5 separate regions of the Mus musculus genome follow, and regions 1, 3, 4 and 5 are each linked to region 2. A link is a loop called in an ENCODE intact Hi-C map of the cell type or tissue named here. Cell type or tissue: left cerebral cortex. All regions are shown on one strand. Links, peaks and the distances in the headings refer to the core of each region. The heading gives the core; the rest is flanking DNA.

Region 1 (6,384 bases), core at 840-5,839, 73 kb before region 2:
ACAAGAACAGTTAGCCAGAAGTAGAACTACAGAAGCCAAAAAGCAAGGTTAGTACATTTAGAGACTATATTGACTTTGATGGATTGGGTGTTTGTTTTAGTTTTGGCAGATGGAACTGTCTAAGTGCTAAGTTTTACCCTGAATGGTACTTCCATCAGGGAGTCGAAAGGTCTAGGGGCCTACTAAGATCTGGGGCCCTGCTATAAAACTACAAAGAGAAACCTTGTTTCAAAAAAAGAAGGATGGAGGAGGAGAAGGAAGTAGTAGTTCTGGGACTGGATTGATGCTCACGAGTTAAAAGTAAGAAAGGCACCAAGGAGCACAAGAATAGAAAGGTCAACCAGGCGTGGTGGCGCACGCCTTTAAACCCAGCACGTGGGAGGCAGAGGCAGGTGGATTTCTGAGTTTGAGGCCGGTCTGGTCTACAGAGTGTGTTCCAGGACAGCCAGGGCTATACAGAGAAATCCTGTCTCAAAAAACAAAAACAAACAAACAAACAAACAAACAAACAAACAAACAACCCCACATCCCTTTCTTGATCTCCCAAGGTATTTTGGACCCTCTCACTGAGTTCCAGCAGCAGGTAATCAAGACATTATAATGTAATGGGCCTGCACTGGGAGATGGGGATTTGAGGGTCCAGAAATTTAATTTAAAAGAAAATTCTAAAAAAATAATCCATAGTTTTTTTGTTTTTTGTAAAAGAAAGATTGAGTGCAGAGAAGAGAGCAGTGGGGGCAGGAGCGATATAGCTCAGCAGTCAAGAGCACTTGCTGTTCTTCCAGTTTGGTTCTCAGTGCCTACATATGGTAGCTTACCTTTAGTTCCAATTCCAGGGGATTCAATGTCCCCTTCTGAACTCTGCAGGCACACACACACACACACAGAGTGGGAAGAAATAAAAAAAAATGTTTTTTTTTTAAGTGAGGACAAAGTGGGTCAGATACTATATAACTCATCCTGGGGCCTGGGGGAATGGCTCAGTAAAACACTTGCCATGCAGTCCTGAGGACCTGAAGATAAAAGCCAGCAGCAGCGTATGTCTGTGACCCCAGTGCTGAGAAGGTATAAATAGGCAGATCCCTGGAGGTCACTGGCCAGCCAGTCTAGCAAAAAGGGTGACTTTCAGATTTAATGACAGACACTCTCCAAAAAATACAGTGGAGATGAGTTGAAAGAGGCATACACCAGCTGATATGAGGCCCTCAACACACATACAGTAGAGGACTTCCAGGTCTGTGTTCATTCAGAGATGATACACCTAACCCTCGAGAGACTGCCCCAGGGAGTTTAGAGGTAAGGTGGTGGTGATGGTGGGGTTGGGGCATCCAAGTGGAGACAAGGGTGGGGTGGGGAGGAGGTGTGGGGTGTGGAACAGTCGGAGGGTGGATGGAGTGGGGCGGGTAATGGAATATGGAGTGTAAAAAAATAATTAAAAATAAAATTAAGAAAATATATAAGAAACAGGGGCATATCAAAAAAAAAGAGGCAACCTAGGCCAATCTTTGGCTTCCACACATACATGCACATGAACTTGCATGCACATGTGCATATATCCACACAAGTACATATATCAGCATCCACCGTTATCTTTTATATATGTGAATTCATGACACCTGTACATATATGTACATGTATATAAAACCAAGGGATCAATTTCCAGTATCCTTCAGGTGCCATCAACTTTGTTTACTATTATTACTAATATTATTATTTTGTACATGCACAATGGGGTACACAAGTGCTATAGTATATATGTGGAGGTTAAAAGACAATTTTGTGGAGTCAATTTTTCCTTTTGCCTTTTTGTGGGTTCCAGGGATCAAACTCAGGTTAGCTGGTCTGCAACACAAGCACCTTTAACCACTGAACCATCTTGCTAGATTTCATTCACCTTGATTGTTGAGACAGAGCCTCTTCATTGGCCTGGAGCTCATTGACTCAGCTAGACTTGCTGGCAGCCAGTCTCAGGGATCTTGCTGTTTCCTCCTCTCACTGGCATTACAAACACAGATCACCACACTTGGTTTATTTTTATGTGGAAAGTACCTGAAACACTTACTTTACCAACTTGAGCCGTCTCCCTAGAACCCAATAAGTCAGTTTGAAGAGCAGGAACTAATCCATTGCTGCAAGAACTAATCCAGTCTTGCACGGATGATGTCAATCCCCTGAAAGGCCCCACCTATCAGTATCCATGCACTGGCTACCAAAATTCCACCATGAATTTTGACAAGAACAGACCACATCCACACCATAGTAATATTCTCTTTACTCTTTCCCCAAATGGTAGCTAGTTTGATTTCTTTCACTATAAACTGGTTTTTCCTGGCTTAGAATTCCATTGAAAACTATAGTAATGAAAACTATAGTATTACTCTTTAGTTCCTGGTTTTTTTTCCTTCTTTTAAACTTAGGTCTAGGAAATTCATCTATGCTGTTCTATAGTTGTGATTGCTGAGTGTTCTATTATGTGACGTTGTCATAGTTCATGGTCTATTCTTTTGTTGGATACCAAGGCTGTTTCTAGTATTTTTTTGTTTTTAGTTTTTACATTTCCTAATATGAATAAAGCTAATCTGAATATGTGCATACATGTTTTAGTGTGGATATGTAATGGGCTGTGGTTGGCTCACCATAGCCAATTTAGGGCCTTTCTTAATTCTGGTTCAGTGATGTCATATTGGTAGTTTGAAACATCCACTGTAGGAATCTTTATACCACAACTGACAAATGTTACAAATTACAATTGTTTTCTTTTTGAAAAGCTGGTTGTTAACATTTACCAGCATACCATGTGGGTATATGTTTTCATTTCTCTAGAGTAAACACTTAGAAATGATGTTGTTGGATTCATGATTGATTGATTTTCAAATTATTTCTTGTCCTGTTTTTGCAAAGAACTTAAAGAAAGAAATCTTATCTTTTTATAGAACCAACAGACTCAGCCCATTACATACAGGTTCTCAAAATAACTACTAGCTCGTTTTGAAGTAAGAAAACGTGACGGTACCATTTGGGACACAGAGTTTCTCTTAAATTCATCTAGTAGTCAGGGTGGCCATCTGTTACTTAACTATATCCAAAGGAAAACCAAGACTCATATCTTAGAAGAAAGAAGGAACAACTTTGAGCTGGACACATAGAGGAAGTTTGCATCAGACAGGGAGATAGGGGTGTTGTTACATTTGAAAGAGATGGTTTCAAGGCCTTTAGGAAAATTTTCTGTGGTTGTAAAACTGGCAAGAGACTGCCATACTCTTTGGGGAGGGGCAGGGTGCTGAGAATTTAACTCAGGGCTTTGTGGTTCATTCTCTTGTTGAGCTACAACCCTAGAACTAAGCTTTTAAGGAAGATTTATCTATCTATCTATCTATCTATCTATCTCCAATAGACAGAGAAAATAAAAGTTTTCTGAAGGAAATGCTCCAAAAAAAGAATGTAGGTACATACACATGTGTGTGTCTGTGCCTTTTCTTATTCTGATGCCTGGGTAAATTCAGTTTAAGAATTATATTCATCCTAAAATATGTCCACAAATGGCTGCCACAGGATTGCATTCCAGAACAACACTCCCTTCTTCACCTAGCCAGCTGTGGTCTGTCTTTCAAATTCCTCAACCCCTTTCCTCCCTCCCTAGAGCCAGACCTCCAGCACGGATCCGCTAATTAGCAAAAGTTATGACTACAGTTTCTTAGAGCTGGTAAATACTGAACATCATTTAGTCTGAGTCCACCCTGTTTTAAAGACCATCAAATTAAGATATATGAATAGTCCTTTAAAATGTGCTTTACACTACTGGCCAAATTGCATTTAAGGGTTTCTCTTGCTCAGATCAGTCTTAAATGGCCAGAAAATACAAAACTGAAATGGAGTCGTGCCTCTGACACGCACACCAAAAAAAGACAAGCTTCTTTATTCTATAGCACGGTTAGGGTTAAAGTCCTTAAAACGCAGTAGTCGCCCTGACTGCGCCTGCGCGCCAATCAGGACAGGCGAATTTGCCCTAGAGACAGCCATTTGAGCCCACCCCTCCTAATCCGGAACACGACCCACATTCCGCTGGCCCTGTCTTGATGGGCATGATCATCCTCCAATAAGAATGGAGAGACGAGTCACAGCGAGCCAATAGCAAAAAGCCTAGGGACGGTGGCGGTGGACTGAGAGGAAACAAGAAGACAAGCCCAAGATGGAGGCGGTGGTGGTGGTAGCGGTGTGACAGGTGAGGGCAGGCCCGGTAGGGTTCGGGTTTTGGAGCGGCTGCGGGACCCGGGTATGAAGTCCAGACCGAAAGCTCAGCTCCAAGATGCTTCCGTCTGAATCTCAGCGTTCTCCCGCCCGGAACCAAAGGAGTGGTTTGACCAGGGCGAGACCGTCGTCATCGACCGTGGGAGTGGATGGAGGAGTCGGCCTGCAGGCTGCAGTGGTGGTTTCGCTTGCTGCGCGTGGCAGTGCACCTGCACAGAGCTTGAAGCCCTTGGGGAGGGCGGGACGGAGCCAAATTGGGTCTGGGGTCTGGGGCTTGGGTGCGAAATTCCAAGGTGAATTCTTAAACCCCTTAAAATGTCTAATGACGTTTCCTCACGACGTCCAGGAGATGCAGCTCTCTCCCATGGTTCCTTATTGCCCTTCATATTCTACGCCACCTAGGAAGATGTCTGACGATTACCTCATTATCCCTAGTTCACCCTAATCCCTTTCCATGATTTCACAGTGCGTTTACACCAGTAATCTGTTTGTGACCCCCAGTAGTTATCAGGTACAGTTTTTGGAAACCCTTCCCCCAACCTCACCTCCATCTTCTTCATCTGGATACCATTGTCTTCCTTTGCCTTTCCTCTTGATAGTGTTTTCTGATGAGCCATCATTGCCACTGCATTTGATTTAGTGTGTAATGTGGTCTGTTATCCAGCTGTTTTTCACAGTCTGTAGTGACTCTTATTACATCTCTCTTTAGTCTAGGGTATGGCGAACCTCTGTGGACTCTAGAGGGTCTGGTGACCTCTATTAGCTACCTGACAGTACCTTTGATTCTACCATTAGCCTTATAGCTTATGCTCTGGAATACCCACAGTGCCTTTTAAGGTCATTGGTACTGTCTTCATTTCCTTCAATCTAAAAACAAGGTCTGATGATCCTCCATTTTCCTGTCCCCTGTCTGTGTCTGATTACCCATTCTCTGAAGCTAAGACAGCCTGTTTATTTCCATTGTGTGCCTGAGACCTGTGATTTTTCAGTGCAGTACATAATGGCTTCCCCATTAATCTCTAGAGAGTCATGTGTTCTGCACTGTCCAGAACCGTGTGCACTGTCTCCTCACTGCAGTGAGTCTCAGATCTTGGTACTCAACTATGACATAAGCAATAGGAGATTCTCAGCAGAGAAGGGTTAGTATCATTGGGCTGGTTCATAAAAAGTGGGATTTAGGGAACAGTGGGAACTTGGAGATGGAATTTTATATGTCCTCTGCCACTCTGCTTTCAGGCTGTCATTACTAGACCTCTGAATTTCTCCTCTGTCCTCTGCTAGGAGGCCTATGGCAGCTGCCCAGTCCTACCTCAGCCCATCTTGAAAACAATCTTAGGCAACATGGAACCACCACGAGGCCCTCCTGTTAGTGGGGCTGAGCCATCTCGGGCAGTTGGCACTGTCAAAGTGTACCTGCCTAACAAGCAACGCACAGTGGTGAGTCACTCAGGCAGTACTGGCAGGGGTTCCAGATAGTCGTAGTGTGGGATCAGAAGGGTGGCGAGGGTTAGGGAATGAATGCTGCAGAGGGAAGGAATAATTGGCTAGGGTACCTATTGGATACTGAAGACCCCAATCTCTACACACACACACACACAGGTGACTGTCCGGGAAGGCATGAGTGTCTATGACTCTTTGGACAAGGCCCTGAAGGTGCGGGGTCTCAACCAGGACTGCTGTGTGGTCTACAGGCTCATCAAAGGGTAAGTATGGAAACCCCATGCCATTCACTGGGTCCCTACACACCTCCTTTCTTCAGTGCCATCTTATTCCTCCTCATTTGTCTTGGAGTCTTCCACTATCTGAGGTAACCCAGGTGACATCTTTCGTTTCCCTTCATTGACCATTGGAAGGTCTGCAATTCACTATGCACTCAGCCCTCAAGTCCTCAGTCTGTCACCTTCCAGAGTTCATCTGTTTTGTTCTTTCACCATTTCTTGAAGTCACAAGCTCTTTCTTTTCTCATGGTCCCCATACACCATGGAGTTGGTGGTCTTCATTGACCTTTCTATTCTTTGTTTGTTTGTTTGTTTGTTTTGTTTGTTTTTTTTTTTTTTTTTTTTTGAGACAGGGTTTCTCTGTATAGCCCTGGCTGTCCTGGAACTCACTTTGTAGACCAGGCTGGCCTCGAACTCA
Region 2 (6,384 bases), core at 551-5,550:
ATGTGGTTATTTGAACAGAATACAGCTTGAGATTAATAAATACTTTCTGGATTAATGAGAGAGGGGAAGGACTGCTGGGGAGGTGACTACAAAGTGTGTGTGTGTAGGCAGGATCTAGTCAAAATATTGGAGAGAAGGGCTGGAGAGATGGCTCAGGGGCTAGGAACGCTGGGTGCTCTTCCAGAGGTCCCAAGTTCAATCCCCAGCGACAACATGGTGGCTCACAACCATCTGTAATGAGATCTGATGCCTTCTTCCGGTGTGTCTGAAGACAGCTACAGTGTACTCATATACATAAAATAAATAAATCTTAAAAAATAATGGGGAGAAATTGTACTTCAGGGGGTATGTTCTTCAAAGTATACAATATTTGCATATCAAATGCTTATGGGGATAAGTAGGAAAAGTTATAGGAAATTCAGCTAGTGATTAGGAGTAGAAGAAGGGGGAACTAAGGGAGGTTTCTTCCCAGGATAGAAAAGTGCTTAACAAATGCATCCCATATTCTGTCACATAGAAAGAATGCAACAACTATCTGTAGAATGGATTAAAGGGCTTAAACAGAAAGGATGGCATGGCAAGAGCTTCTGAGGGAGGGGTGACCAAGCCAGTAGGCAGATGGTACCCCGTAAGTGTTGACTGAAATCGATCTTTGGAGTGTGAGCTCTTAAGGCAATGGCAGGGACTTCCAGAGCCCTGGAAAGAGGAGACTGAGGGTGACTCATACAGCTGATGCTCAGTACGTGTTGACTGGCTTAAATAGACCAACGATATTTCGCTGCATGGACTTAAGGTTGGGAAGAGAGGATTCTCAGGGGTTACTAAAGGGGATGGGAAAGGGTAAATCTTATATACTGGGTCCTGGGTTAATGAAGGAAAGCCTTTAGAGGGCAGGCTTCACGGCTGGGGCAGGTTCTCCTAGGGATAATGAAAGGAGATGTACGTCCTATAAACAACAGGTACTGCATAGGTGCTGGCTACATTCACTGCAGGAAACTGTATCCGAGGAGCAAGCATAAACACACAAATCTCCATAAATGCTCATGGGGGTCACTGGAGGAAAGGGTCTTTGGAGGAAAGTTATCAGACTGGAGTACAGGGTGGATGAGAAATTAGTGTTCACTGAATTTATTCACAAATGACCTTTGATGAGGAAGGCTAGGAATTATTTGATAAATGCCCTCTTGGAGGAAAAGCCCCGAATGGAAAGGGGAAGGGAATGCAGAAACTTGATCTAGGCAAGCACAACTCTCCTTTTATCCAAGAAAGATGTTTGTGGAGAAGGCCTATGTAGACCAAGTGTTCCATAAATGCTCTAAAGAAGGGTGAAACAAAAAAGCCTTTGGCAAAAGTGACCCAAATGGTGCCCACAGCAACTGCTAGATGTTTGAGTATTGGATTAACTCTTATCACAGACCTTTGTGGAGAGGTCTTTGGCTGGGTCATGTAAAAGGTGCTCAGTATATGGTGATGGAAGCCCCTAAAGGACAAATCATTAGATAGAGGATTGGGAGTGGGGTATATAGCTGACATTCAACAGACACTTGCTGAAAGGAAAGGATCTTTTGACAAGGCTCTCATTTTAGGGAACTAATCAATATTGAATGGATCCACCAAAGACCTTTGGAAAAGTGTCTGGAGAACAGGAGATTCAGAAAGCACTCAATAAATGTCTTGTAGAGTCATTATAGGAAAAGGTCATTGAGGAGAGACTGGTAATGAGTCACACATAGAAAGCTTGAAAACCCTCACAGAATTCATGCTTGGAAAATGATTTGTTTGAGGCAGGTTTAGGAATAGTACATGTTAAGCATTTAATGCCTCTTAGATCCTTCAGAGAAAATGGGTCCCTTCAGAGCACGTACCTGGACTTGGCATTCAGTCAAGGTTCATAGGATCCATTAGAGTCAGAGCTTGTGATGAGAAAATGAGGTGGAATACACAACAGACACATTCAATCACTGCTTACAGACAAGTTTGAAAGGTCTTTGATGAGGGCTCTGGGGTGGGACATATAGCATCAATTGGATACACGTTCACAAGATCCATTAGAGAGATGGCCTTTGGGCAAGGGGTGAGGGTAACTGCGTGAATCAGGCTCTCAAAACATGCTCAAGGAAGTCCTTAGAGCCAAAGACTTCCAGGGAAGGGCTCTGCAGTGAGGTATAATGCAGGTGCTAATGCTTACAAGACTCATTAGGGAATGAGACCTTCCAGGCAAGAGCTGGACAGAGGAGGTAGGGCACATTTGGCCCTTGAAAGCTTTCTGCATATATTGAAGCCAAAAGCTTTTGGGAATGAGTAATAAGAAGAGGCAACAGATAATTGCTCCTTGTACCCATTTTAGTTTGGGGGAGGTAAAAGTGGGGCTTAAAGGGAGAGCTGAGCACAAATCATTAAAAGGAAGGAACTGGGCGAGGGGGCCAGATATCAGGCGCACAAGTGGCGCTCGATAATAGCTCATTCACTGTAGAAACATCTGGGTACCCAGGCCCTCGAGGAGGCGCAACAGCGGCTTACCAGTCGGTGTGCGGTTCGTCGATGACCAGCAGCACCCTGGCGGCGGCGCCCCCGCGGCCTGCGCCCCCAGAGCCACCGCCCACCTGCTCGCTGAAGGTGGCGGCTGCGGCTGCTGTGGTTTGCTTGACCGCGTTAGACAGCGACGAGAAGAAGCCGCCGCCCCCCGAGGACCCAGGACTAGGGGCTGCTGGAGAAGCCACTGGAGCAGCTGTGGAGGCCCTCTCGGCAGAGGCTGTCGCGGAGCCGGGCGTGGCCCCAGGGCTGGCGGCCGAGGGAGGCGGCGGGGGCGGTTGCGGGCGCTGCAGGTCTGTCATGTACCCATTCGGCAGATTGGCCATGAAGTTGCTGTCCGACAGGCGGCGCCGCAGGTAGTTCATGGTGGCGGCGTGGGGCAGGGGATCCAAGGGGCAGTGGGTCTGTGGGCCGCGGGGGCGGAGCGCGAGGGGCTCAGGAGCACGGCGGTGCTCTCTGGCACGACGCGACTCCTCTGCTGCCCGCTGCAGACTGAGGCAGCGCCGAGGCTCTGCCGCCGCAGAGCGTATGGTCGCGCCCGCACCTCCCTATCTTGCACCTCTCGTGGTGCGGTCCGACTGGACTCACGGCAGCATGGACGCGACCAAGGCGGCGAGGAAGGGGAGTTTGGGGAGGGCTAGTGAGTGACGTCAGTCAGCCTTTGGTGCTGGGGAGGTGGTGGTGCGCGCCGGCAGCGGAGGCGAAGGCTCTGACCGCGGTGCTGAATCCGACAGTGCGCATGCGCCGCGCCGCAACCTCTTCCCCTCCCCCTCTGATGGGGGCGGGGGATGCGCAATTTGGGGAGTGGGGGTGGGGTTCTTGTCCTGAGGGTCCGGACCTGTAGTAACGAAACTCCCTCCCACGATCCTACCCTGTTTACCAACCTCTTCCTATTCCTTAGGCTAACTTGCACTTACACACTCTTGCCCTTCCCAGATACTTGGGTTTCCAGTGTTGATTTTCACCTTTGAAGGCATTTTGGGGATAGAAGCACACTCAGAGGGGAACATAAATGTAGAAATTCTCCTTCCTGCAGTGTTCCCGGGGAGACATCTCCTATAACAACTCTGTCGGGCAAAGAAAAGAGCACGGGGGTGGCGTAAACATCACCAGACAGGCGGAGGTGGACACTTGGGTAGTTAACATATCCTTGCCCTTGGTGGTGAGAATCTGAAAGAACACATGGAATAACACAAATAGAAAAGGAAGGAAAGACAGAATATATATGTACATCACAGAACACACAGGCATCCAGGTATATATGTAGACACAGAAGCTCAGGGTAACACACATGAGCATATTGAGCACACATTACACATTCAGATAACACTTTGACTCACACCCAGAGAATCTCACACAAGTGCACACATCTAGGAAAAACACAGACTCCCAGATGAGCAAGGAAACTCTGGGTATGCAATGCAGAAGCATTTCCTGCAGCGCTAGCTCTGATGTGTTTTCAGCCTCCTCCACATGCACATATTTAGTCTACATGGCCTCATTCCTCTGCTCCGGACATAGCCCAAACCCAGTGTCATTAGTGTTCATGGATGTCTTCCTCTTTGCAGACAGGAAGCCACATAATACTTTCATGTGGAAAAATAAAGTAATTTTGGTGGTCTGAATAAGAAGGCTCATATATTTGAATGCTTAGTCACCAGGGACTGGTGCTGTTTGGAAAGATTAAAAGGATTAGAATGTGTGGCCTTGTTGGAGAAAGCACGTCACTGGGGTGGGTTTTGGGGGTTCAAAAGTCCATGCCAAGCCCAGAGCCAGCCAGCCAGCCAGCCAGCCAGCCAGTCAGTCTGTCTGTCTGTCTGTCTGTCTGTCTGTCTGTGTCTGTTGTCTGTGGATCAGCATATAGCTCTCAGCTATGGCTCCAGCATCAAGCCTGTGTCTGCCACAACACTCCTGATTATGGTAATAATTTACTCATCTCTGAAACTGTAAGAAAGCTCCCAATTAAATGTTTTTTTTTTTTTAATGAGAACTGCCTTGGTGATGGTACCTCTTCACAGCAATAGACCTAAAACAGTAATTCAGGCAGTAATAAGATGTAGAAGCCATTATGTCAACTTGTAAGAGTCTGGCTATAACAAAATTGCAAATGCATAGTTATTTGTTTAAATGTACCTTGGCTTATCCAACAATCTGATCTACAGATAATATTTCTACTTTGCAAATTAGGAATTAGGAGAATTTATGAACTTCAAATAATCTCCCAAGAATAATGTTTGCTGTGATTGGTATATGAGGCAGGAAGATGAAACAGCTAGTGCCAGTGTCTTCACAACAAACTGGAGTGAGATTTTAGTAAGGAATAGGGCCAAAATGATTGGGTACATCATTGACCCCAGTGAGCAATGACAGTGGAACAAGTGGCAGAAGTTTCTTGCCTGAAAGATTTTAGAATCACCTACTTATTCATTTCTTTTAAAACCAGATCTTGCTGTGCAGCCCAAGTTAGCCTGGTCTCAGCCCCTACATTAATGAGATTCCCGGTGTTCATTACCAACTCTGGCCACTTGCTCATTCCTTATTTATGAAATCAACAGTTTGTTAAACACAGCAATAATAGTGTGGTATCTGGAGTCACATAGCTTAGTTCAAGACCAGCCTCCACAATATGGTTGGGAAAGTGAGTTAATCTTTCTGAAAGTTTTTTTTTTTTAATCTTTAAATGAGGAAGGAGAGGCATAACCTCTGTGCTTTTGCAAGTGCTGTAGCCCCATCAGAAACCTGCCTGCTCATTTTGTCTCCAGAAACCATGCCTCCACTTCACCTTTTTCCATCCCTTTCTCCCTAGGTTCTTAGGGTTCCTAAGTTCAATATTTCCAAGCCATCCTCATAATTCCTCCTCTATCCTAGTGAGTTCCAGTCTCAGTAGAATTAGCCTTTGCTTGCCTAATCCTTCTTTCTTTCTTCTTTTTCTTTTTAAAGATTTATTTATTTATTAGATGTAAGTACACTGTAGCTATCTTCAGACGCACCAGAAGAGGGCATCCAATCTCATTACAGATGGTTGTGAGCCACTATATGGTTGCTGGGATTTGAACTCAGGACCTTCGGAAGAGCAGTCAGTGCTCTTTTAACTGCTGAGCCATCTCTCCAGCCCCCTAATCCTTCTTTCTTTGCAGGATACTCTCTGGCAATTCAAATAAGGAACTTCCTGCATATGGGTATTTCTTAATGTTTTAAACTATGTAACTATATTGCTGATTTAAGAAGAAAAGCATGGCCTCTGGTGACCTCTTTGGTGACTCAGAAGCAGATGCAGGTCTTCACACTGTTTTGGCTCCTCTGGGCCTGAATCAGGGCTCTGCACAACCACCCCGACTGTGGCAATTCCTGGGAAACATTTAGACTCCTAGTACTGTTAGCTTCCTAGTGCCATTATTTTCCCCAGGTGGCTTAGTTTCTAGAAATGAACTTTTGCAGATTGTCTTTTAAAGGAAGCTCCTCCCCTCCTTCTGGAGTATCTTAAATCTTCAAGGATAGACAAAGCTCCACACCAACTTCTACAGCAGGAGTAGGCATACAGAAGAGTCTAAGAATCACTTTCTTGTGTTTTGGTGAACGTACTTAAATATGCACTCCTGACACAAGTTCATGCAGGATTGTGCCTATGACACATACCTACCAATTCTACCTTAGTGTGAGCGAACATACACACATCCGTTATGGTTTTGTTATAGTTATAACCTTTTGTACCACACACATCCAATTCACCCGTAATTCTTGCACATCTCTGGAAGTCAACATTACCGAGAGATATGTACTTCACAATGCATACATATGCAGACAAGCTTCTATTTTCTTCCAAGCAAGTATCTCTTACATCCTGAGCAGCGA
Region 3 (6,384 bases), core at 547-5,546, 67 kb before region 2:
GATGGAGTTCCTGTTTTCATTTTACCTGTTTCAGTGTCTCAGGTGCTGGCTTACTACGCCTGAGATGTAGTTTCATTTGCCTCTCACCACATGCTTAAGATCATGGATTAAATCTGGGAGTGGTGGGTATACCTGTTAGCCTAGCGCTTGGGCAATTCACCTAATTGCTTGAGCCTGTTTCCTCATGTGTAAAGTGGGAGTAAAAATAGTGACTAACTTTATTTTTTATTTGAAATGTTACCCTTTTTATGTGTATGAGTGTTTTGACTGCATGCGTGTGCACTGTGTGTGTTCCTCACGCCTATGGAGGCCAGAAGAAGGTTGAAGATCCCACCGGAGTTAAGGATGGTTATGAGCCACGGTGTGAGTGCTGGGAACTGAACCCAGGTCCTCTGAAAGAAAAGCAAGTATTCTTAACTGCTGAGCCATCATCTCTCCTGTCCAAAAGTGACTAACGTAGTGAGAATTAAACATGTGGGAGAGTGGTTCGTGGATGGGACTGAGAGGAACTTTGGGAACTTCCCTGTCTACTGTGGTCCCAGTGTATCATCGCTCTCATTCTCTCCCATACTTCTTGCAGAAGAAAGACAGTCACTGCCTGGGACACAGCCATTGCGCCTCTGGATGGTGAGGAGCTCATTGTGGAGGTCCTAGAAGATGTGCCACTGACCATGCACAATTTTGTAAGTCTAATGGGGATGGTGGGGGAGGCCACAGTGTGGACAGAGAGGGCCTTCAGTCGGGCCTGCACTTCCCTGCTTTGTGGCTGCAGGTACGGAAGACATTCTTCAGCCTGGCCTTCTGTGACTTCTGCCTTAAGTTTCTGTTCCATGGATTCCGCTGCCAGACCTGTGGCTACAAGTTCCACCAGCATTGTTCCTCCAAGGTCCCCACCGTCTGCGTTGACATGAGTACCAACCGCCGACAGTGAGCCCAGCCTGGGGTGGCTTGAGGGGTGGGGAGGACGGAAGCCCCAGCACGAGGGCTTACAGTCAGCCAAGCTATACTCACAGCCTTCTTGTTTTACACCTTTATGCCCTCAAGGTTCTACCACAGCATCCAGGATCTGTCTGGAGGCTCCAGGCAGCAGGAGGCTCCCTCAAATCTCTCTGTGAATGAGCTGCTAACCCCCCAGGGTCCCAGGTAGGGATGTCGTAGATGAAAGGCCAGGGGGCCAGTGAAAGAAGGATTGGAGGACCCTGAGAGATTATACTTTCGTTTATTTGTTTACGTGATAAATACTATTGAGTACCTACAAGTGTTGAATATGGGCATGGGATTGTGGGATCATTGGTAAGGCACCCAGTCACTCCAGGTTTCATTTTTTTCATCTGGGAAGAGGGGATGAGATTTTCCCTAGTGGGTTCTGAAGAGGATTAAGGGTTGAGATATTTGCAATGCTTAAAGCAAGATCTGATACAGAGTAAATAACAAGTGTTATTCATTACAAGTGTATATATAAAATCATCTAGTTTGTTCATTTCTTCCAGTATAACCACACCCCAGTCTTTTCTCTTTGAAATAAATGTTACTGTATCAGAAAGTACTTTTATTTCACTTATGTTGGATATGATAGCATATAGTTTTGCATAATATATAAAAAGTAAGGTTAATGTATTATTATTTGTAGTTATGAGTGTATGTGTGTTGATTTACCTGTGAATTTAATCTCAGGATGGTGAAAGTAACAGAAGAATGTTTTTCTGTAAGGTATAATTCATGGGAGGTGGAGGCAAGACGATCAATAGTTCAAGGCTACCCTCCACTAAGTAGCAAGTTCAAGGCCAGCCTGGGCTACATGAGACTGTCTTAAAACAGTAAAAAAGGTGTTTTGTAACGTGATATATGTATAATCGTTATATGATGTGTGTAATGTGTATTACATAATATAATATGTGTATTGAAAACGTTGCCATTTTAATATAGGTAATGCTCATTATTATAAAATAAATAATATATTTGAAAAATACATGTCATTATGATATGTAATAAAAAGTCATATCTTACCCTTTCTCCAACTATCTTTGTCCTTCATTGTTCCTTCTTTAGACCTTTCTCCCAATATTACCCTCTCTGAGAACCCACTCCTGACTCCCCCAGGGACACTTTCTACCTCCTTCATTTGATTTTCCTCTTTTTGTGCCTATCACTGACAGGCACATTATATATTTGCTTTTTTATTCTTCTGCCTCTGCTAAAAACTCTACAAGGGCAAGAGCTTTTTATTTATGGTATCCACAGTTTGATCTCCTCTGTTTCGAGTTGCATCTGGCACACAGGAGGCACTCAGTAAATGTTTCTTGGGCAGATGATTACTGGTCTGACCAACAGACATGTACTGTTTGAGTGAACGCACATTCAGGGTGGTGGAGTTGGGCTTTCTTTGCTTTTTAGTTCCTTCTGCAGCGATTTCATAGCCTTTTCTCTATTAGCCCCTTTACCCAGCAACGTGACCAGGAGCACTTCTCATTCCCTGCCCCTGCCAATCCCCCACTGCAGCGCATCCGCTCCACATCTACTCCTAACGTCCACATGGTCAGCACCACAGCTCCCATGGACTCCAGCCTCATGCAGGTGGGTGTCAAGGAGGTGACAGTGGGGAGCATGGAGCATTGCTTAGAGCCATTACTATTGCCATATCCTCACTTTGACTTCTGCTCCCACCTCCTTCCAGTTTACTGCTCAGAGCTTCAGCACCGATGGTGAGAGAACCCCCACCCCTTTCTGCACCCTGAGCTCTCTGCCCCACCACCCCACTTGCCTCCACTCACAGCATTCTGTACAACCACAGCTGCTGGTAGAGGTGGTGATGGAGCCCCTCGGGGTAGCCCTAGCCCAGCTAGTGTGTCTTCAGGGAGGAAGTCCCCACATTCCAAGTTACCTTCAGAACAGCGGGAGCGGAAGTCCTTGGCAGATGAAAAGAAAAAAGTGGTATGCCATAGGAAATCCTTGGGGGCCACCATAGCCTGAGTGCTATGACGGAGGGTTGTGGGTAGGCCCCTCTGATGCCACCCATCTGGCCCACAGAAGAACCTGGGGTACCGGGACTCAGGCTATTACTGGGAGGTGCCACCCAGTGAGGTACAGCTGTTGAAGAGGATCGGGACAGGCTCTTTTGGCACTGTGTTTCGGGGGCGTTGGCATGGCGATGTAGCTGTGAAAGTGCTCAAGGTGGCCCAACCTACCGCTGAGCAGGCCCAGGCCTTCAAGAATGAGATGCAGGTGCTCAGGTGAGGTTGCTGTGAATGTAAGTGGGACAGGATGGTGGCAGGCAGCATTTAGTGTTTGGGAAAAAGCCATGCTGGGGTACTTCCTGGGTGTGTACTCTATTTGTGCCATGTTGGAAGTATAATGAGGCTCAATTTCTCTCCAAGAGATGACCCTTTCTCCTCTGAGCAATGGGCTGCAGATGAGGACAATGATGATGGTCTTTCTTTGGATGAACATTGCTATTTGCTGGCTGGGAACTAGATCTAGCCATAGGACCTTCCCATGATTATTTAACACATGAAGATTTTATGTAATTCCAGCTCCAGGAGTGCTCATATCCGTCCTTCCTTTTGCTGAGTCACTGCTATTATACTCATTGTGTTGTGGGCTTGTTGTTAATCATAATTTTATACTTAAAATTTTCTTTGATGCAAACAACAATATTAATTATAGTCATATTCTATATTCCCGTTGTGTAGTTATTATAATTGATGTAATTAAGGTATGATCAACACTATTAATTCATTCACACTGAAAAAACCAGGGTGGCACCATTTTAGCCACTACAGTTACTATGTAGCATAGTACTTTGTGCCTTTATTTTATATAAGCAAGGTTGTATAGGGTGTGTGTGTGTGTGTGTAACCATATTAAGCACATGTAATACCACTGAGCTATACTCCCTGTTATCAGGAAGGTATAATTTCTGACAATCTGAGGATGCATATATGGGCTTCCCCCCTCTTATCAGATAAACACAATGGATGCCACAATAAGAAAACTTATTCTCAGCTCATCTCTGTAAAGTTTGATGATTTGAGTATGCACTAATTTGCATTCTATTTATCTACTGGCTTCCCACTATTAAGAATCTTTATGCTGCTGAGGTCACTTAGCACCAAGACTGACAACCTGAGTCCATTCAGTCCCTGGGACCTATATGGTAGAAAAGAACTGGCTCCTGAAAGTTGTCCTCTGTTCTCCACATGTACACTGTGGCACACATGCTCTATATACACAGATGATCACAGACAAAGGAATCTTCATATTTGCTGGGAAGATAGCTCCATCAGTAAAGTGCTTAATATGTTTGTGATTGAGTTTAGATTCCCATCACCCACATAAAAAGTAAAAAGCTGGGTGCAGTGGTGCACACCTGTAATCCTAGCACTGGGAAAGCAGAGACAAGAGTGGATTACTGGTGCTTAGCCAGTCTAGGCAGTTGGTGAGGTCTAGGTTTAGTTAGAGATTCGGTCTCCAAAAATGAGGTGGAGCCGGGCGTGGTGGTGCACACCTTTAATCCCAGCACTTGGGAGGCAGAGACAGGCGGATTTCTGAGTTCGAGGCCAGCCTGGTCTACAAAGTGAGTTCCAGGATAGCCAGGGCTACACAGAGAAACCCTGTCTCGAAAAACCAAAAAAAAAAAAAAAAAAAAAAAAAAAAAAAAAAAAACCCAAAGAGGTGGAACACAATCAAGGGAGATAGATAATCCAACATCAACCTCTGGCTTCTCCACCCATGCACATGCACAGTCATGTATGTGTGCCACATACAAAACAATGTGGAGAGTGATTGAAGAATACACCTGACATTGACCTCTGGTCTCCGTTTGTGTGCACAGATGTACATGTACACGCATACCTGTATATTGCCTCTGTCTTTGTCTGTCTCTGTTTCTCTCTTATACACACGCACACGCACACACACACACAAATCCCTGTGTTGAGAATGTTGGTGCATGCCTGTAATCTTAGTACTTGGGAGAAATCCCTGTGTTGAGAATGATGGTGCATGCCTGTAATCTTAGTACTTGGGAGGCTGAGGCAGAAGGAACAACAGTTTGAGACCAGAACTGGTGTGATAATGTAGTAAAGTGCTTATCATGTAAGCAAGAAGACCTATGTTTGATCTCTAGCACCCATGTAAAAGGCTGGGTGTGGCAGCACAGGCTTACAAGCTCAGCACTGGAGAAACACAGATAGGAAGATTCCAGAGGTTCATCAGTCTAGACTAATTGGCATGTCCCAGGTCCCAGTGAAAAATCTCCTGCCTCAAAACCAGTTTATAAAATAATGCATGAACAACTCGAGTAGGTCCTGAAAACAACATCCTAGGTTGACCTCTGGCCTCCACTTAAGTCTTCATACACACGTACTAACACATACATGTATACTTTCACACACAGAAATACATAGATTGTTCAAAAAATCTGGAGTATGTGATGAAACCTAGTCTCAAAAAAAAATTTTTTTTGTGGTAGTACACATGTCTATACTCTTAGCACTTGGTAGGCTGAGGATCAGGAATTTGAAGCCAGCCTGCGATACATTAAACCCTGTTTCAAAAACCAAAACTAGAGCTGGGCGTTGGTGGTGCACACCTTTAATCCCAGTACTCGGGAGGCAGAGGCAGGCGGATTTCTGAGTTTGAGGCCAGCCTGGTCTACAGAGTGAGTTCCAGGACAGCCAGGACTACACAGAGAAACCCTGTCTCGAAACAACAACAACAAAAACCAAACCCCAAAAAACCCCCTAGTCCTTGTGTGTAAGTATGTATCCTCAGTGGTAGAGCATGTGCTTAGCATATGAAAGGTTATGTTCCAGCTCAAGTATCAAAACAAGAAGGGAATGTCCTGGTGCTCTGTTGTCTTCTGTGATCTAAATATTATCCCTGTTGTTTGCATTTGCGTACTCAAACAGTGGTTAATACTTAAGAATGTGGTTTTCTCATAAACTATATTAAAGAGGTTTGCATGTGACAGTTTCCATGAAGTAGACTCAGGTACCCAGAAACAAACTGGAAGTTTCAGAATGTTTACTGTTTGTCCAGCTGTTTTAAGGACCGCTCAGACCATTTGTTCACCCTTTGTGACATCCTCAGAAAGCCGCTGCTGTAATGATAGCAGTTGTATGGTTTGGGAACAAGAGGACCAAAGTGGTTAGAAGTCCTCTTCAAGGTTGTACAATGAGTGACTGGTAAAGGTTTGGGTTGTAACATGGTTTCGGACTCTAGATTCTTTGCCTCTAAGCCTCTCAGTGATTAGTAAACTGTCATCCTCCCATGTCACACATGTCTCTATGTCTTGAGCCTCTCTCTCTCAGTATTGATAAAGAAGGTTGGCTTCCTACTTTGTCATCTGTAACATAGCCACTGCTAGGTATGGTGGCTAATGCC
Region 4 (6,384 bases), core at 749-5,748, 92 kb before region 2:
ATAGCCCAAAGGGTGTCACAGTCCATGAAAGAGAGCCCAGAGAGTGTAGCATCCCTTGGAACTGGAATTAGAGGCAGTTGTGAGATGCCTAATTCGGGTGGTGGGAATTATACCTAGGTCCTCTGGAGGAACAGTAACCACTCTTAGCCATGGAGCCATCTCTGTAGTCTCTCTATTCATTCTTTCATCCCTCCCTCCCCCTCCCTCCCTCCCCTCCCCTCCCCCCCCCTCCCCTTCCCTTTCCTTCCTTCTTTCCTTCTTTCTTTAGAGGCAGAGTTTCACTCTGCAGTCTTGGCTGACCTGTAATTCACTATGTACACCAGCTTGGCCTCAAACTCATACAGAGACTTTGGCCCCGTTCCCCTTGGTTGCTAGGATTAAAGGTGGGCATCACCACTCCTGGCTTACTATTTATTTTAAATCAGAGTTGTATTATGTTGTTCAGACTAAGTCTCAAACTTCTGGTCCAAGCAACTGCAGTACTCTGTACTCTTCTATAGTGCTCCTTTAAATAAAAAAGATTTTATGTGTATGGGTGTTTTGCTTACATGTATGTTTTAAAATAATAACAGTTGTGTGTCTTTTGTCCAGGAACTGAATGATCAAGGTGAGGTAGAAACTCCAAATTGGGATTAAAAATTTATACAACAGTGCAGCGCTTTCAAAGGCCAGAAGGCATCAGATCCCCTGGAACTGGAGTTATAGATGGTTTTGAGCCACCATGTGGGTGCTGAGAATAGAAAGAATCTGCATCCTCTAGAAGAGCATTCAGTGCTCTTAACTGCTGAACCATCACTCTAGGCCTCTGTAATGTAATATTTAATGACATATTTATTACCAACCATTCTTTTGAGACAAGGTCTCGTGAATTATAGGCTGGCCTCAAACTAGCTAAGGCTGACCTTGAATTCCTGATTCTCTTCCTTCCATCTTCCAGATGATAGGGTTACAAGTATGAGCTACCAATCCCAGCTGTGTTACCGATATAAGTTAAAGGTAATGGAATCCTTTGGAACGTTGTAAGATGCCACACTATTTTGCCTTTTCTTTATTCAAGTAATGTCCTGAAATGGGTCTATTTTTGGTAATGATAGATTAAGTATTTATTCCATAGTCTTTTATGGGGCATCTTCCCACTTATAAAACAGAATTAGTCTAAGATTTTTGAACATTTTTTTCCATTAAGAGTTGTCATGGGGGCTGGCAAGATGGCTCAGTGGTTAAGAACGCCAACTGCTCTTCTGAAGGTCCTGAGTTCAAATCTCAGCGACCACATGGTGGCTCACAACCATCAGTAACGAAATCCGATGCCCTCTTCTGGAGTGTCTGAAGACAGCTACAGTGTACTTACATATAATAAATAAATCTTTGGGTTTTTGTTTGTTTGTTTGTTTGTTTGTTTGTTTTTCGAGACAGGGTTTCTCCATAAAGCCCTGCTGGCTGTCCTGGAACTCACTTTGTAGACTAGGCTGGCCTCAAACTCAGAAATCCACCTGCCTCTGCCTCCCAAGTGCTAGGATTAAAGACGTGAGCCACCACCGCCCAACAGTAAATCTTTAAAAAAAAAAAAAAAAAAAGAGTTGTCACTATGGTTGGAGACACACAGCTTTAGTGATAGAGGGATTTGTCTATAATTTCTGAGAGCCAGGGTTTTATTCCTCAGGATTCCAGCATCAAAACAGTTTTCTAAGCCGGGCATGGTGGCGCACGCCTTTAATCCCAGCACTCAGCAGGCAGAGGCAGGCGGATTTCTGAGTTCGAGGACAGCCTGGTCTACAAAGTGAATTCCAGGATAGCCAGGGCTACACAGAGAAACCCTGTCTCGAAAAACCAAAACCAACCAACCAAACAAAACAGTTTTCTACTAATTTCTTCCTGTGTTACTTCCCTAAGAAAGGCAAATAGCTTCCAAATGTTTCTAGGCTACTCTAGTAGCTTCTTGAAGGGGACAAACAGGAAAATATGGTATGTATTTTATTAGACCTCACACCAAAATAAAATTCCACCAATATAAAAGCTTTAATGCAAAACAAAACACCATGGAAATATAAAATTAAAATTAAAAAACAAGGGCAGAGCTTTGTATGGTGGTGTACATATGTTCAATTTACTATTGTGATATGTCTCTTAATGTATTTTCACCATTCACACATCTGTGTATTTTCAATATTGTTTTCTAAGCATTTCCATTTCTCTACATCTTTTAAGTATATTTTAAAGTGAGACTAGCAATCTTAGAAGAATAAAGGCAGGAAGATCCTGAGTTTGAGGCTAGGCTAGGCTACATAGTGAGGCGCACCCCCCATTTCAAAAAAGAGTAAAGGAAGAAAAAGAATTTTTTATGATTGAGAAATCAGCATTCATGAAAGAAACAATGAAATCCCTTAGCATTTGATTATTTGCTGTGCTTCTGAAGTTTCTGTTGGTCTTTTATTAAGACAGTTCTGTGTGTTTTACAGCGCTTCAGACCAAGCTCAGAATCATACATAGGAAGCAATTGCTGTGACACTGGGCTGTAGAATCAGGCTCTAAGAAAATTAAAAAAAAAGGAAATGAGATCGGGGAGCGCTCATTCTCTTACACGTTATTTTTATTCGCTTGGAAATAACACAACAGCATCTTTCTAAGTTAGCACATTCCTTTAAATGACGGTGTTTAATGAGTTTGTGGCTGTCTATGCAGAAATGTCTTTGATTACTACTCTTTTTTTAACTAATAACACACGTGAGGAGTGAAGAATCAGCCTTATATCGACACTAACAATTTCTAAATATCTGTATCAAAGGGTTTCAGACTCATAATCCAATTGCTTTTATAACATCCTCTGCTCCAACTATAGCTGGAGTCAAGGGGCTCTGAGAAGAAAACTGTCAGAACACTACCCAGGTAGATTTGAAGTCTGATATTTAAAGAACAAAGCAGAACTACAAATGTTTGGAGTAGCAGAGAGCTCAGTGGATAAAGATATCCAATATCAAGCCTGATCGACTGGGGGAAGGAGAGAACTGAGTCCCTGGGGATGTCCTCTGACCTCCACATGTGCCTGCTCCATGGTATGCATGCACACACATATGTACGATAAATAAACTAATTAATTAAAATACATATGTTTATTAATATTCTGAAAATAATAAAGTTAAGAATGTTAAAAACCACAGTTTTGCTTTTCAATATGATGATTTTTTAAAAAAATTATACTTTAGTTATCCATTAAAAAAAACAAACTTTAATTCAATAACACAAAAGAGAGGGGGAATGAGCTTTCTAATGTGGTTACCTAAATAAATTTTCTAAGCTGTTTCTAACTGGCATTTAAACTCAGATGGATACTTGGTTCTTTTTCTTTGGCTCTTAGAATTTTGTCCTTCACTATGGCTAATTTCTTTCCAGAAAATTCCCTAGATGGAATTTGGTGCATAGCCCAGCAGAGGGCCCCATTTCCATTTTCTGAGTGACACCCAGCATACACCAAACCACTGCGACAACAATCAGCAAATCAGCAGCGAGGACTGCTGTCCTCCTACATTCCACCTACGTGGCTGGGGCTATTGGGTTCCAGTTCCAGCTGCTGAGCTTAGGACAGATGGTGTCTGCAATTCCTTTCAGCCATGGAGGCGGAGATAGACGTGGTTTCTAAAAATAACTAGTGGTTCTGGAGGAGTCCTATTTTGTTAAAAGCATGCAAGTAGTTTTTGTTGCAGCTTTTATCCCTCTAAGATTCCTATCCTCGTTTTAAAATATACTTAAAAGATGTAGAGATATAGAAATGCTTAGAAAAACATATTGAAAAGACACAGATGTATAAGTGCTTGGTGAATGCACGTTGAGAAACATTTCACAATAGTAAATTGAACAAATTACAATTGAGTTTATTACAGCTTGTTTTTATTTTTGTTTTGTTTTGTCTTGTTTTGAGATAAGGTAGGTCCCAGGCTGGCTTAGAACTCATGACTCTCCTGCCTTAGCTTTCCAAGTGCTGGGATAAAAGGCATGAACCACCAACCCAGGCTCAGAAATGTGTGTGTGTGTGTGTGTGTTACAGTAGTAGAAAGCTGTCTCATAGATGGACCAGTGGGGACCCATCCAGTTGGCCTCTCTCTATTCCTTATCCACAGATGTAGGGCATCGCTGGAATGAGGACCCATGAGCTCCTATTAGCCAAGGCAAATTCTCAAATTTATGGCCAACTCCCATATAGAAAGACAGAAGTTTAGAGCACTATTTCCAGGTTTTGTGCCTTGCATTGAAGAAGAGGAAGGACTAGTTTTTATGGCTAGCCTTAGGAAAGCCAAGTAAGAGAAGGGGCAGGGGACAAGGTCAGAAAGGTCTTGCTTCAACTCAAAGTACAGAATACATCAATTCTCTATATAATTTGTGGCAGTGTGTTCTGAGCCTGTATCACTAAGGAGTTTCTTTCTTTCTTTTTTTTTTATTAGGTATTTTCCTCGTTTACATTTTCAATGCTATCCCAAAGGTCCCCCATACCCACCCCCCCAATCCCCTGCCCACCCACTCCCCCTTTTTGGCCCTGGCGTTCCCCTGTACTGGGGCATATAAAGTTTGCAAGTCCAATGGGCCTCTCTTTGCAGTGATGGCCGACTAGGCCATCTTCTGATACATATGCAGCTAAAGACAAGAGCTCTGAGGTACTGGTTAGTTCATATTGTTGTTCCACCTATAGGGTTGCAATTCCCTTTAGCTCCTTGGGTAATTTCTCTAGCTCCTCCATTAGGGGCCATGTGACCCATCCAATAGCTGACTGTGATCATCCACTTCTGTGTTTCTTCTTCAACAAAAGAAAACCCTGGCCAGGCGGTGGTGGCAGCACACACACACACCTTTAATCCCAGCACTCAGGAGGCAGAGGCAGGCGGATTTCTGAGTTCGAGGCCAGCCTTGTCTACAGAGTGAGTTCCAGGACAGCCAGGGCTACACAGAGAAACCCTGTCTCGAAAAAAAGAGAAAAGAAAAAAAGAAAACCCTGAAGCACAAACATTAAGTAATTAAGAGGTGACTCTAGTAGTGGCATGAATTTATAATCCCTGAACTGAGAGGTGGGACAAGGAAGATTGTGAGTTCAAAGCAATCACTGTCTCAAAAATGGGGTGATATATTTTACTATATTAAGATGCATTCTTCATAAAATTATACTGTAATTAGGTCTAAGAGATAAACCACAAAATGAAAGAAAATAAAAATAAAAATCCTCTTATTTACAATGTAAAAGTGCAAAACAGAATAAAAACTAAGGACGCAACAGGAAGCAGGCAGTATAGGAGCAGAACCCATAACCTAGGACATTTTAAAAATGACATATTATTGTCATTTGTTGTGCTTGCCTCCCTAGGCTTCATGTATTAAAATTAAATTTTCATCAAGAGAGTGGAAATTTAATCTGACTGCATTATTTAGAATTAAGGTTTTATTATTTTTAAATTGAAAATAGATTCTTATTCTCATACCCTATATCCTGTTTAATAAGATAAAACAAAGTACGCCACATGGAAGCTGGACCAGGCAACCCAACAGAAGTAAAAGAGACTGGGGAGCAGGAACAAGAATCAGAAGTCCACTCATTCACACACTCAGAAGTTCTATAAAAATACTAAGTGGAAAGCTACAGTATATATGCAGAGGACCTGGTGTAGACCTGTGAACGCTGTGTTTGCTGCTTCAGTCTCTGAGACTTCATATGAGCCTTGTTTACTTTTACAGACCTTGTTTTCCTGCTGCTCTCCATGCTTTCTTTCTGCCTCCTCTTCTGAAGGTTCCCCTGAACTCTGAAGAAAAGATTGGATGGAGACATCATCTCATTTACAGTTGTGTGTTCCAGGGATCTCTCCCTCCCTCCCCCTCCCCTCTGTGTGTGTGTGTGTGTGTGTGTGTGTGTGTGTGTGTCTGCACAAGCGGGAATGCATCTGTTTCGATCTGCTGCCAGAGGAAGCTTCTCTGATGATGGCTGATTAAGGCATATAGCAGAATATCATCAGGAGTCATTTTATTGACACCCCCCCCATTTTTTAGCAATATTATGTGGTTTTATCCCAGGTCTCTTGGCTATCTGGTCTCTAGTTCTTGGTCACCCAAGCAGTGCCAGGTATAAATTCCTTCCATGGAGTGGGCCTTAAGTCAAATTAGACATTTGTTGGGAACTTCCACAAGTTCTTTGCCACCATTGCCCTATCATATCTTGTATGCAGGACTGATTATAAGCTAGAGTTTTTTTGTAGCTGTGTTAGCATTTACATCTTTCTCTTGGTAGCTTGCAGAGTACCTTCTCACACCAAAGAGACTAGGACATAGGAGTGAATGCTTCATGTTGGCACCAGCTCTAATTTTCCATACAATAAGCTGTGTGGGTATTGTCCTCAGCAATGGGTCCCA
Region 5 (6,346 bases), core at 1-5,000, 57 kb before region 2:
ACTGGATTTAGGACCAGGTTTCTCAAGGGACATACTGAGGAATGAGAAGTGGGCTCTAGGAGAACCAGGAGAGGGGTTCTCAAGGGATTTGGAGGTTCCAAAAGTGAGAAATGGACTCAGGACCCAGAGAGGGCTGTCTAGGGGTTTAGGGGTTCTCAGAGTGGGATGTCAGTCGGAGAAGAGGCTGGCGAAAGACTTCCTCAGGCTGCGGATGGTCTCAGCTTTCACCTCGTCCTGGCTAAGGCTGGGCCTGGGAGGGGCTGGCTCTGGAAGGTTGAAGGCATTGGTCAGAGACTGGGATTTGCTAGAGAGAGACAAGGTGGAGGCATGGGAGGAAGGGGGAAGAGGAAGGGGAGGAAGGGAGAGAAACACAATGTTACCCTAGGCCCAGCCCCAGCCCTGCCCCTCTGATCCTGAGGCTGTGCCTGTGACCTTCCCACCCCCAAGCATGCCCCTGAACCCTGATGGATTCTCAAGGGTGATGAAGCTGAGACTGAGGCGAATGTGGGGTCAGCTGAGAGGACTTAGATATAAGATAAAGTGGTGTGGTTTAATGGGAAGATTCCTTGGTCAGTTTGATATGGAGGATGAAAGGAGGGGTTCCAGCAAGGAGCCTAGGAGGAGCCTGGGCTAGGGACAGTCTAGTATGAGGTAAGCCAGTCTGAGGGGGAACAGATGGGGTGGGGGTGGGGGCCAGGGAAAACTTTGGAGCTAAGGGCTAGGGGAATAGAATGGACAAGGAGAAGCAGAAAGGATGGTATGATCTGGGAGAGTTTGAAGTGGCAGGAGTATCTGGCAATGGACCAGAAAGGAGTCTTAGGGAAGGTTTGAGGAAAGGCTGAAAAGGGAAATGATGGAAGGCTTGCTGCAAATTGGCCTGAGGGAGTTCAGGGCTGTCTGGGAGGAGGGTGATAATAAGAGATCAGATGGACAGGGAAGTACTGGAAGTAGGTCAGCCAGGCTACTGGGATGGGCCAAAGGTCTGGAAGGGGGACTTTCCCAGGGCTTGTAGGGGAGGAATCTGAACTGGAAGTGGAGATGCTGGGATTCTCCCTCAACTGCTGGGATTGAGACAAAAGGGGTTTGGCCCAGGCAAAGGAGATCTGGTTTTCCTTGGGATCTGGGGATGCCCTACTGGGGACAGTGCACTCTGTGAGCAGCAAAGGCCAAGGCTGCTATAAAGGTCCCCTTACTTGAGCTGGGGGTGCGGGGGTCCCCCGGCAGCGGCGGTGATGGGTGGTGGCACATCCTGGCTGGGTTTCTGGGCCAGCTGTGGTTTGGCGGGACGTCCAGCAGGACCTGGGCCGCTGGGCCGGGGCTGCTGTGTGGTGGGAGGCCCAGTGCGAGGTCCGGGACCTGCCTGACTGGCCTGACGAGTGGGACCAGCAGGGCCTGGGGGTTTTTGGGGAGGGCCCTGGCGCTGCTGCCCTCCGGGTGGGGCTCCTGAGGCCTTCGTTGGAGCTGGACCAGAGATAGATGCCTGACGGGTAGCCTGCGGGGCCCCCGCCTGACGCTGTGGAGATGGGGAGGCTGGTGGGCGCGCTGCTGGAGGTGCTCCAGGGCCTCCTGCCACTGGCCGCGACTGGCGGCCTTGACCCTGGGTCACTGGTGTGGCCTGAGAGGCAGACTGCTGAGGTGCTGCGGTGGGACTTGGTAGGCGCTGAGGCAGAGGGCTGCCAGCTGGCGGTCCAAGGCCAGAAAGATGTTGCTGGCCTTGTGGGGGTGGGCGCTGCTGCAGCGGGGGTCCCTGGCGCTGAGGTCCTGGGCCTGGCTGTGGAGGGCCTCCTAGGAACAGAAAAAAAGAACAGCAAGTGAGAGTGAGTGAGAGCTGAGGCCGCCTGGGATGGTAGGAACCCAGAAGGCTTGCCCTCACTTACCCTGGGGTGGGGGTCGTTGTTGAGCAGGAGGACCTGCAGGCTGCTGGGAGGTCTGGCGGCCCAAGGTCAGGGCTCCTGGGGATGAAGACTGTGGCAGAAGAGTGGAATACAAGAGATTAAAAATAGTTACCGGAGAGTGGGAGCAACAGCCAATCAAAACGACATGGGTTCCCTGTGTGCTGGGTGTTGCCCCATTTGTGGCCAGTTGAGGGGATATGGAGCTATGAGGCCTCTCACCCCATATTTGGTCAGGAGACTCTTAAAGATGGCAAGGTAGCAGCAATTTAGTGAGGCCACAAGTGCATAAAGGTGACATTAATAGTCCATTGATACCACCTCTATGGCATCAGGTTGATGAAGGGCTGGCCTCCTTCCCACTAGCTCAAGACCAAGGGCCTGACCTGGCTGTGGGAGCCCCTGCCAGGGGAAGCATCCCGCTGCGGCTGCCGAGGCAGAGCCTGAGTCATCTTGTTGACCACAAGTTCCACGATGAGCTGCTTGTCTTCATCCTGGTGATCACCAATGAGTGGCATGGAGGAGCCCACCACCTATGGGAGGGAAAAGGATCCAGTATTAGGGGAGGCAGGAAGTGCATGTGAGGCCACAGTGTCAACAACATACTTTCACTTGGCAAAAAAACATGGTGACTGCAAAGAGAGCTCTGTCTGGCTTCTAAGTGGCGCTGATTGTGCACTGTAAGGAAAGCCTGCCAGTTCCAAGGCTCTGGACAGCTTTGTGGGTGGAGTGTTAGAGCTGGCTCTGCAATCAGTGTCTATGGGGGCAAATCTAGCTTGCTACATGTTTTTCTATGGCTCATGAGCTAAGATATGTTCTATATCTTTTTCTTCTTATTTTAAAGGAAGTAGAACCACAACCACCCAGCAAGCCTAAAAACCACCAGTCTAACCCTAAAATCATAGGCAGGATCCTGCCTCACCCTCCCAAGTTGCTAGGATTACAGGCATGTACCATAGTTTAGGCTACCCTCAAACTCTTCATTAGTGCTGGGATTACCGTTTCCCGCTGCACCCAGCCTCCGATGGCTTTCAGTGGTTGGGGAAAAAGGTTTCATGTGTGCAAAAGATATGAAATTTAAACTCAGTGTACTTAAAAGTTATAGACATAAACACATGAGTTGTATCCATATGCACAGCTGCACAAATCTTCCATCTTGTTTGTGGCTGCTTTTATGGGACTGAATCAGAGTGCCAAACTGCATGGCCCACAAAGCATAAAATATGTACTGTTGGTCCCAGCTTTCACTGGGTACTTTGTCTTTTACCGAGTGCTTTGTTGTGGTTTCTAGGACATTTTCAAGGTTAACTAAGTGCTTTGCCATTTACCAAGATATCTCTATTCACAGAGCACTTTATATCTTAGCAAGTGTTGCCCATTCACCAAAGATGCCCAAGTTTTTACCATTGTCATTTGCTAGGGATGTCCCAGCTCACACAATACTTTACAGTTCCACCACCCTTCCTGGAGGACTTTTGAGTCACAAAATGCTTTCCAGTTTAGCCCATCGTTTCTGTGCAGCCACTCTTCCCTCTGTGCCCACCAATCCCTGGGTGTTCCCACCTCAATAATGTGATCCCTTCCGTCCTTGCCATGCAGCGCTTCCACTGCGCAGATGTCAAGTCCCCCAAAAATCTCTGAGCACGTGTCTACCCACAACTTGTACCTGCCAAGACAAGGAGCAGGATAGCTTGTCATTGCTCTGCTCAGATGATTCTGTTCCATCCTTACTCCCACTCCTCAATTATGTGTCTCACCTGTCAGACATGGCAATCTGCTCAAGCATAGCAGAACCTGTATTGGTCTTCCAGTTACCCGACACTGATGTCCTCCTAGTGGGGGGGGGGGGAGAGGCTTAGTGGGACATGAGATGCACGAGGTAGCCCCTCCACACACACACAAGGCCCGCCTCTCTACTCACATGTAGGCCTTGTAGTTCTGCCCAATCTTCTGGACACGCACATCATATTTAGCATCAATGAAGGGCTCAGCAGTGGCATATGTCTTAGTCAGTGCCACAACACTTGCAATATCCTGGAAGTCATGTTGGTTGTCTACCTTGACCTGTGGGTGTAGGCATGGATGAAGGCAGGAGTGAGGGCTGAATGTATCTGGAGGAATGTGTAGACAAATACGAAGTAGATATGCCAAGGCACCCAAGCACACATAATTATGGGTAACCTATTTCATACATGTGCACACAAACATACAATTGCTTGTATACAACTCTGAATATGTTAAAGACCACTTTTTTGCAGTGCTGGGGACCAAACAGGGATGTTCACATGTTACACAAGCACTCTACCACTGTACTACATCCTCATCTCAAATTATCCATTTTAAACAGGGGAGTAGAATAAAATGTGGAATTACATTTCAATAGAGCTATTATATATATAATATATAAAATGCTTGGTACACTAGCATGGTAGCAGGACATATAAAATTGGCTGGTTGCATGAGAAATATATGGGCTGAAAAATCAGCGAAATATGAAAATACAAAAGCCAATTAGATGAAGACATCCCAGAATGCATCATCAAACAGAATTATTGTTATGTGTTGAGTACACAGATGCACATCTAACTACTTACAGTGCCAAGAACATGTACTATACAAACATGTACATATGACCTACTAGAACTTACCTTGCCCATCCCAGAATGTGCGTGGCCCATCTTCACAACCACAGGGTATGTTGTGCTGCTGAGCTGGTGAAAATGAAGGCAAAAGAGGCATGGTCAGAGCTGTTCTGCTGGTCTCCAAGAGCTGGTGACCCATAGAGTGTGAGCCACACCGGTTGACATTTTTTTCCCCAGAAAAAGGTTAGTCAAAGACAGGCAGAACAGCAGTCAATTGTTTCACAGCAGCTTTGAGTTCAGAACTGAATGCACCTCCTTGCCTGCTGGTCCACTCTCTAAACCTTAGGCTTTCCATATCTGATTTCCCATGCAGAGTCCTTAGATGAGGATGAGGGAACTTTCCAGAATAGAGAAAGTTTGTTTATTTATTTCATATATTCAGACACACCAGAAGAGGGCATCAGATCCCATTACAGATGGCTGTGAGCCACAATGTGGGAATTGAACTCAGGATCTCTGAAAGAGCAGTTATTGTTCTTAACCACTGAGCCATCTCTCCAGCCTGAGAAAGTTTGTTTTTGTATGAGTTAGTGTGTGTAAGACGGTGTGGTAGTTAGCATGCAGCAATGAGGCCTTCAGCCACACCTTACATATAAGCTTCATCTTTATGTACACACACACCTTTAGAATTCTATTCAAAGCCAGAGGTGTCCACATCTATTAAGAACTCCACATCCACTGAGAAAGACAACCAGAAACTTAAATCACATTTAGTTCTAGGGCTTCACAGAGATCCAGTGAGTCAGGTCATGTGGTCATAGCATGGGACAGCAGCCAATACTCCTAAGCAACGTGTATTCCACACTTTTTTTTAATTAAAGATTTATTTATTTATTATATGTAAGTACACTGTAGCTGTCCTCAGATACTCCAGAAGAGGGCATCAGATTTCGTTATGGATGGTTGTGAGCCACCATGTGGTTGCTGGGATTTGAACTCGGGACCTTCGGAAGAGCAGTCGGCGCTCTTAACCACTGAGCCATCTCGCCAGCCCCCCCCCCCATATTCCACACTCTTAAGACTCTTAGAGTTAACACATGAGCTACCTTGCCTTGCTCTCACCTACATAAAAGAAGGACATATAACAGAACTACTTATGCACTATAGAAGCACACACTACTCTCGAGGCAAACAATAAATGGACATATGCAGCAATCACTGGCATGCCCACAGCAAACAGAAGGATTAATACAACATACAGAAGGAGAATGCATTTCTAGGCATTCATATAACCAAATCGCTGTAACTCCGACCTCATCACATTTCTGGGTCCATGAAAAGTATATCTAGACATTCAACATGTTTTTTTTCCATATCTGTAATACAAGCATACAGAAAATCAGACACACAGATAATACATATTCAGGACACATATTCAGGCAAATATGTGTTAGGCAAAGATGTGTTAAGTCTCCCTGTGTCCCAGGCTAGGCAAAGAGTATGAGGACTCTAGCCCCACCATACCCCATGTGCAAATGTAGGGCCCCTGCCTCCTACTGACAGGGTAGAGATAGCATTCTTAGGCTCTGGGTCAGTGGCAGTTCCCAACAGGCACAGGAAGCCCCATAGTCTAAGGGTGACTGATTGACCTTCAGGTCTCTCCCTCCCTCTACAATCTCCTTCCTCATTTCCCAAATGAGTGACATCATAGGAAGGCAGAGAACTGAGTGGTATGATGTTGGTAAGGGTGTCATCCAGGGAGCAGGCCAAGGAAACAATGCCAAGATGTGTGTGTATAGGGAGAAACTTTCTACTTGGGCATCTACTCATCACACAGAGAAGCTTGAGACAGGCATAGTTACATTGGCAACC

The links. Hi-C counts contacts between places; a loop is a spot of excess contacts. Peaks named below come from ENCODE experiments on the same cell type or tissue, not always from the same donor. Only the 100,000 strongest peaks of a DNase experiment are listed, where the experiment ranks them.
Region 1: a loop joins it to region 2, with 2.7 times the contacts of the local background. A loop is called at or near these places in 7 of 42 quality-filtered maps.
Region 3: a loop joins it to region 2, with 3 times the contacts of the local background. A loop is called at or near these places in 3 of 42 quality-filtered maps.
Region 4: a loop joins it to region 2, with 7 times the contacts of the local background. A loop is called at or near these places in 9 of 42 quality-filtered maps.
Region 5: a loop joins it to region 2, with 3.0 times the contacts of the local background. A loop is called at or near these places in 4 of 42 quality-filtered maps.

Annotation. Positions count from the first base shown.
Region 1 is chrX:20,844,398-20,850,781 of GRCm38, forward strand. It overlaps Araf (Araf proto-oncogene, serine/threonine kinase), which reads left to right and starts at 4,146. Exons shown (of 16, transcript NM_009703.2): 1 at 4,146-4,222; 2 at 5,530-5,685; 3 at 5,848-5,951. The coding sequence starts at 5,590. In left cerebral cortex, for the core only: no CTCF peak of the experiment used is centred there; DNase peaks (open chromatin) are centred at 3,032 and 4,084; H3K4me3 peaks cover 1,585 bases; H3K27ac peaks cover 1,923 bases.
Region 2 is chrX:20,917,893-20,924,276 of GRCm38, forward strand. Syn1 (synapsin I) reads right to left here and starts at 3,026. Exons shown (of 13, transcript NM_013680.4): 1 at 2,521-3,026. The coding sequence starts at 2,897. In left cerebral cortex, for the core only: a CTCF peak has its summit at 2,869; DNase peaks (open chromatin) are centred at 700, 3,138, 3,672 and 3,911; H3K4me3 peaks cover 3,072 bases; H3K27ac peaks cover 2,539 bases.
Region 3 is chrX:20,850,886-20,857,269 of GRCm38, forward strand. It overlaps Araf (Araf proto-oncogene, serine/threonine kinase), which reads left to right. Exons shown (of 16, transcript NM_009703.2): 4 at 581-683; 5 at 773-927; 6 at 1,045-1,143; 7 at 2,433-2,574; 8 at 2,675-2,702; 9 at 2,792-2,931; 10 at 3,028-3,230. Among named protein-coding and RNA genes, the nearest start is that of Araf, 5.5 kb to the left of the region's middle. In left cerebral cortex, for the core only: no CTCF peak of the experiment used is centred there; a DNase peak (open chromatin) is centred at 3,172.
Region 4 is chrX:20,825,631-20,832,014 of GRCm38, forward strand. It overlaps a transcript of Araf not described here. Among named protein-coding and RNA genes, the nearest start is that of Araf, 20 kb to the right of the region's middle. In left cerebral cortex, for the core only: a CTCF peak has its summit at 3,427 (motif pointing right); DNase peaks (open chromatin) are centred at 3,547 and 4,028; H3K27ac peaks cover 1,581 bases.
Region 5 is chrX:20,861,306-20,867,651 of GRCm38, forward strand. Syn1 (synapsin I) reads right to left here. Exons shown (of 13, transcript NM_013680.4): 6 at 4,541-4,603; 7 at 3,814-3,956; 8 at 3,650-3,724; 9 at 3,456-3,558; 10 at 2,279-2,425; 11 at 1,878-1,965; 12 at 1,194-1,785; 13 at 1-304. The coding sequence ends at 169. It overlaps Mir5617 (microRNA 5617), which reads right to left and starts at 1,877; the gene lies at 1,821-1,877. In left cerebral cortex, for the core only: no CTCF peak of the experiment used is centred there; a DNase peak (open chromatin) is centred at 2,592; H3K27ac peaks cover 1,297 bases.